Linked DNA regions of Homo sapiens: region 1 is linked to region 2. A link is an interaction called in ENCODE POLR2A ChIA-PET data of the cell type or tissue named here. Cell type or tissue: MCF 10A. All regions are shown on one strand. Links, peaks and the distances in the headings refer to the core of each region. The heading gives the core; the rest is flanking DNA.

Region 1 (2,921 bases), core at 159-2,658, 240 kb before region 2:
AGGATGCATTTTTATTGCTTTTGTGGTCTTAACAAAAAAGATTCATGAGCATTGTATAAAAGGCATATTAAAACAATTCGGTAAAAGGATGAAAGAAAAATAGAGTGCTTGTAGATTTTTTTTCAGGACGCACACACCTATACCTGTATAAAAACGTTGTATTACGGAAGCTCTCACACATACACAAAAGTAGCATGAATAGCACGTTGGACCCCGATGTACTCAAGACCCACCTTCAGCAATGGGAGTGCTGTGTTTATGAGAGTCCCAATTAAAGCAACATTGCTCTTAACATTTTCCCCATGTGTCAACAAGCTCCAGTGACCCCATAATGCAAACTTATTCAATCCCCTGATATCCAAGCACCTGAAATTACCCCTCATCTCATTCCCCAACTGCCTCGAGCTCCTATCTGAAGTAAGAGAGAGGTAAGTTCACCAATTTGCCCTAAATTACACTGGAATCCGGGCAAGTGCCTTTAACACAGGATCTGTTCAGTAAGAGTTGAAAAAATAATAATAGCAGAAGAAGAATGAATGAGTTTTGAGCACTCACTATGTGCTATGCCGTCTTCTGAGTGCTCTCCCTGTTTTATTTCACTGAATTCTCACCCCAAGCCTGAACTGTATATTCTGTCTTCATCCCTGTTTTACAAATGAGGAAATCTGACACAAGCAAGCTAAACCACTTGCCCAATTTCACGCAGTTATTTAGGGGCAGGGCTAGGATTTGAACCCACACCTCCTTACTTGATAGTCTATCTTCTTAGCCAGTACACTGGGGTGCGGTTCTGAATCAGGTGACCGCTGAAAAAAAAGCCTGACACAGGCAAAGTGATTCCTGCCAGAACAGGTGAGGATGAAGAAGAAAGTTGCCTTTATCAAACACTGCAGTGCAATACACAGAGACCAGGCACTGTGCTAAAGCAAAAACTGTAACCTTCCACAAAGACCATCACTACCTTACACAAAAAATATTTCATCTGCCCAGCAGCTGCCTATCCTACCCCAGACTGGCATCACTCTTGCTATTTGTTCTTTGTAGCCAAGTAAAAATTATTTCAGAACAATTCTGTTTTGAAATGTCATGTCCTAACAGCCTCTTGCCATAGAGCTACAGGTCATGATTGCGAGATAATATTCGTCATCCAAACTGGTAGAGGCCCTTCCTGAATGAGTGGCTGTCCTGGCTCCTCAGTGCCAGGCTGTGGGTGGGATTGCATGCTTTTGAAAAAAATAAGTGCCTTATACGCAAGTATGCATAGAAAAAAGTCCGGAAAAACATCAACCAAATATTAGCGAGTGCCAGCGTCTGCCCACTCACAGCGGCCGGGGGAGGGCTGGTCATAGGGATTTTTCTTTTTTGCTTATCTCAATTTTTAAATTTGTTCCACCATGAATATGGATTACCTGTGTTACAGAGAGTAAAGGAAGAAAAGTTAGGAGAGGAAACAAGAAAGGAAGAGGAAAATGATACTCCAAGGTACCCCACAGCAGTCTGGGGCTGGGGTGGTAACAAAGGCAGCAGGAGGGGCCGAAGGCAGAAGCATGGCACCAAATGAGGCAGGTGGGGCCCTTGCAAAGTTGGTTCCTCTTGTGGGTGGGTGTTGGAGGGAGACAGCCCATTCAGGTTAGGCCCAGGCTGGTTTTAAAGGTCATGGTGCGTGGGGCTCTCACCCCATCCTCACAGGACCCTGTGGCACACGGGGTGCCCTGCAAGTCAGCCTGAGGAAAAACACACACCGCCCCAGCTCTGATTTCCGGAGGGGCCGGGGGCGACGCGAAGCAGGTGCGTGCTGACACCTCCTCCGGGGCCACGCTCATTTGGCACACTCCTAGGCTGTTTGTTCTTAAAGGCTGCATCTTTGAGACTAAAAATAACCCTCAGTTCAGCTTGGCTGTTCTTTCTCTGACCTGGTGACAGAGATGGGGGCGATGCTCCCGGCTTGGGGTGTTTCCAGCCTAGGCTGCCCTTTTTCCACCGTATTCCCTGCCCAGCCAGCCATGCTTCATCATGATCCCTTGGTTTAAAAAAAGAAAGGAAGGAAGAAAGAATGAGAGAGAGGGATTTGTAGGCTCTACCAGGTAGGAAAGTCACAAGGCCTCACTAGAATAGCAAGTCGATGCCACTAGAATAGCAAGGGAGGGATCTTGAACTAAAGTGACAACCCCTTTATCAACTAGGAAGCACCATGCAAATGTGAGTTCCGCTGCAGCATGAGGTGGGATCCGAAGGGTGCCACAAAGCCGGGTTTACCCCCAAAGAGCTCCACAACTTTACACATCCACCATTAGAATTATTCCTTTCAGATTCAAAAATTGTGCCCTGTTAAAATATCTGGGAGGGTTGGTGCTGGCGATTAGAAGTGACGCTTTCTTAGGAGGCCAGAGATCAATGCAATTTAAAAACCTTATAAATACGGGACCTCAATTCCATTCTGATCCTTATTCCTGTGCCTAAGGACCCACGGGTAGGTGTAATCAGTATCCCTCATGGAGGAGAAAACAGCCTCAGAGCTACAGTGTTGCAGAGATGCAGCTGTGATTCCAACCCACTGCCCTCATTATTACCAGTCAGTGACTGGAGTAGCTGCTCAGCTCCTCAGGGCCCTGAGGAGGGCAGTGGGACAGAGCAGGGATGACTGTTGGAGGAGAACCCACCTCTAGGGGCCTATAGGAGAGGGCTGCTTACAGGCCAAAGACACACCTCACCCTTTCACAGTTTTACGGAGGGCCATCCTGCCTCACAGACAATAGGGAAGAAGGTGCTAGAGCTACAGATCCCACATGGGGGTGGCAAAAAGATTTGTCTGGAGTTCCCACCGCAATTGTTTCCTGATGCTGCCTGGAGCTCTGTGTTGAGCAATGAGGCGTGATATATTATTGTGGTCTGCCCTTGGTGCTGGGTTAGGACATGACAAG
Region 2 (2,921 bases), core at 315-2,814:
GGCGTGAGGAAAATAAAAGTTTAATTCCCCCTTGCAGCATTCCTGAGGTGAGCTGTTCTGATTGGTTCCCCACAAGCCTTTAAGAGGCCAGATTCATCCATCTTACTGCTCCTCTCTCCACAGTGGTGTCCCTGTCTGTACACCTGAAGCTCAATCACAGCCCTGCAGGTGCCCCAGCCTCCTGAAAAGAGAAAGGGTATGGAGCATGTACTCAGGGCCTTAAGGTCTCCAGACTTGCAAGTGTCACACTTCATTTCTGTCCACCTTCTGTTGGCAAAAACTTAGCTGTATGGTCACACTTTGCGACAAGGGAGGCTGAGAAATGTAATTTGTAGCTGAGCAGGCATGTGCCTTGCTTTACTTTATTACTAATGAAGAAGAGTCAATTTTGTGAACAACCAGCCATCTATGCCACTGGCCACTGTGTTGCTCCATAAAACTTCTGTTTTAGAAGGGTGTGATGTGTGTGTGATGTGTGTGTGTGTGTGTGTGTGTGTGTTTTCATTCAGTCAAAAGGAGAAATATATTCCTCACTGTGGGTTGAGGTTAAAAAAAAAGTTTGAAAGCCATTCAGTGGACTATGTCAAACTAAAATTTTATTATAATTTTTGCTAGTAATTTGTGAAAGGGGCTTTGGAAGAGAATTTTGAATGTTAATTACTGATAGGAATTTTACAGTTATATTTTATTTTCCATTTTATTATTTGATTTGTTAGAAAGGTAGCACATTTAACAAATCAACTATTACTTTTACCTTGCATATTTCCATTAGTACATGCTTTACAAATGGTTTAATTGTACTTTATAAAGAAATAGATGAAATGGTGGCTTTTTTTGGAAAATTTTTTAGCTTTGTGTTCTTATCTACATACTAGTTTTGTTCAATCTTCTGTTGTATTTAAATTATAATTGTTCAATTATCAGCTTATTTAAAAGGATTAAATATGCATTGCAAATCAGTTTGTGGCCTAAAAGAGATTTCTTGGGGACCCAAAATAAATTAGATTAGCAACAAGCAATGAATTTTAATTTTTTAAATGGCCTGTGGTTCTCAACTACTTCAGACTCTTTGTGTTTATTATTTTTGGATCTAGCATTATATTTTACTGGAAAGCACAAGAAAAATGATAAATACCATTGGGAGGCCAAGAGGGGTGGATTGCTTGAGCCTCGGTGTTCAAGACCAGCCTGGGCAACATGGTGAAACCCTGTCAGACAATACAAAAAAAATCAGCCGGGCATGGTGGCATGCGCCTGTAGTCCCAGCTACTTGGAGGCTGAGCGGGGAGGATCACCTGAGCCCAGGAAGTTGATGCCGCAGTGAGCTGTGATCATGCCACTGCACTCTAACCTGATGATGGAATGAGACCCTGTCTCAAAAACAAAAGACAAATACCAGAAGTTGTCAGTTGAATCTAAAAAAAGATTCTCTAGTAAAGATGGCATGGATGTATGACCTTACTATGATTTAGATCTAGACATCTGAAAGTTTGAAAATGGACGTCTAGCTCTGTGTATAAGGGGGAGAAGGACGTTATGTCCACTCATTGAGCCTCTTTTCTAAGCTAGAAATTAAGTCTCTGTGAATGTGCAGACTGCAGAGCAGCTATTATTTCCTGTTTTCTTGATGAGTAATTAACTTGTGACTTGCGCAAAAATCAAAATATGCCATATGATGGTGAGTCAATTTCATTTTCTTTTCTTTTTTTTTTTTTTTTTGAGACAAGATCTCACTCTGTTGCCTAGGCAGGAATGCAGTGGCACAATCATACCTCACTGCAGCCTTGAACTCCCTGGCTCAAGTGATCCTCCTGTATCAGCCTTCCAAGTAGCTGGAACTACAGATGTGTGCCACCACACCTGGCTGATTTTTAAATTTTTTTGTAGAGATGAGATCTTGCTGTGTTTCCCAGGCTGATCTCCTGACCTCAAATGATCCTCCCTCCTCAGCCTCCCAAAGTGTTGGGATTACAGGCGTGAGCCTAGCTCATTTTATTTTCTATTCTTTGAAAAAAGGCGATGGGTTTCTATCTCTAGTGTTAAGGGTCCCTATCAGCTCTGAGATGCTTTTGGTTTGGTTTTTTTGTTTTGTCTTGTTTTAATTTTTGGTAGTTCTCGATGGTTCTAAAGGGTAGTTGATTCATTTTAGTTAGATAAAATGGGCTGCTGAAATAAAATAGGGCACTAAAAGAGGAAATATTGTTACCTAGGAAAATGTTTTGTCTGTTTGCTTTATTTATTTTATTTGATACAGTATCTATTTGGGCCTCTAAAACTCAACTCTGATTCTTTTTTGTAATAATTATTTTAAAGGAGTTTAAAGGCACCAGCTTTTTGGGGGAGTTCAGGGAGTAAAAGGAATCTCTTCAAAGATACAGGCAAAAATAAAACCTTGAAGTAAAACTTAATAAATATATATGTTTGGATTCATTTGTTTTATGGTACCATTTTGAGGGGAAAAAAATGTTTCCAGCTTCGTTATGTAGTCTACTGACTTGTTGGGTATAACCATAAACCTGTTTATAATATCCTGACTAAGGCTTTTTAGAGTTACTATGTTTCCAGGAGTAAATATTTCTCTTCTTTATCACTTCTCTGTGTGTTTATGCATGTGTTTAAAATAGTACCATACGGTGTCTGTCACCTGTTTAAAAGTATCTCACCAGAATCCCACCTCACAATAGCACTTAAATTCTTTTGCTCAGATTTGAGTCACAACATCACACTTAGCTGTAAGGGAGGCAAGAGAATTGTTTTTAACTGGATATGTTGTTGTCTTGAATAAAATTGGGATTTTCTTAAATGGAACAGTGGGGACACTGTTTCTGTTTAGGCACATAACTATACTGATTCTGTGTAGCAAATATACTCTGTATAGGCAAGTACACTAAATAACCCAGTAAGTGAACATCACAAAGGAG

The links. ChIA-PET counts read pairs that join two places held together with the same protein. Peaks named below come from ENCODE experiments on the same cell type or tissue, not always from the same donor. Only the 100,000 strongest peaks of a DNase experiment are listed, where the experiment ranks them.
Region 1: POLR2A ChIA-PET joins it to region 2 with 5 read pairs; 1 of 35 experiments calls an interaction of 5 or more read pairs at or near these places.

What each region holds. Positions count from the first base shown.
Region 1 is chr15:62,899,444-62,902,364 of GRCh38, forward strand. No RefSeq gene overlaps it. Among named protein-coding and RNA genes, the nearest start is that of MIR190A, 77 kb to the left of the region's middle. In MCF 10A, for the core only: no CTCF peak of the experiment used is centred there; a DNase peak (open chromatin) is centred at 1,148.
Region 2 is chr15:63,134,341-63,137,261 of GRCh38, forward strand. The region is part of intron 5 of LACTB (lactamase beta); the gene reads left to right. Among named protein-coding and RNA genes, the nearest start is that of LACTB, 14 kb to the left of the region's middle. In MCF 10A, for the core only: no CTCF peak of the experiment used is centred there; a DNase peak (open chromatin) is centred at 1,671.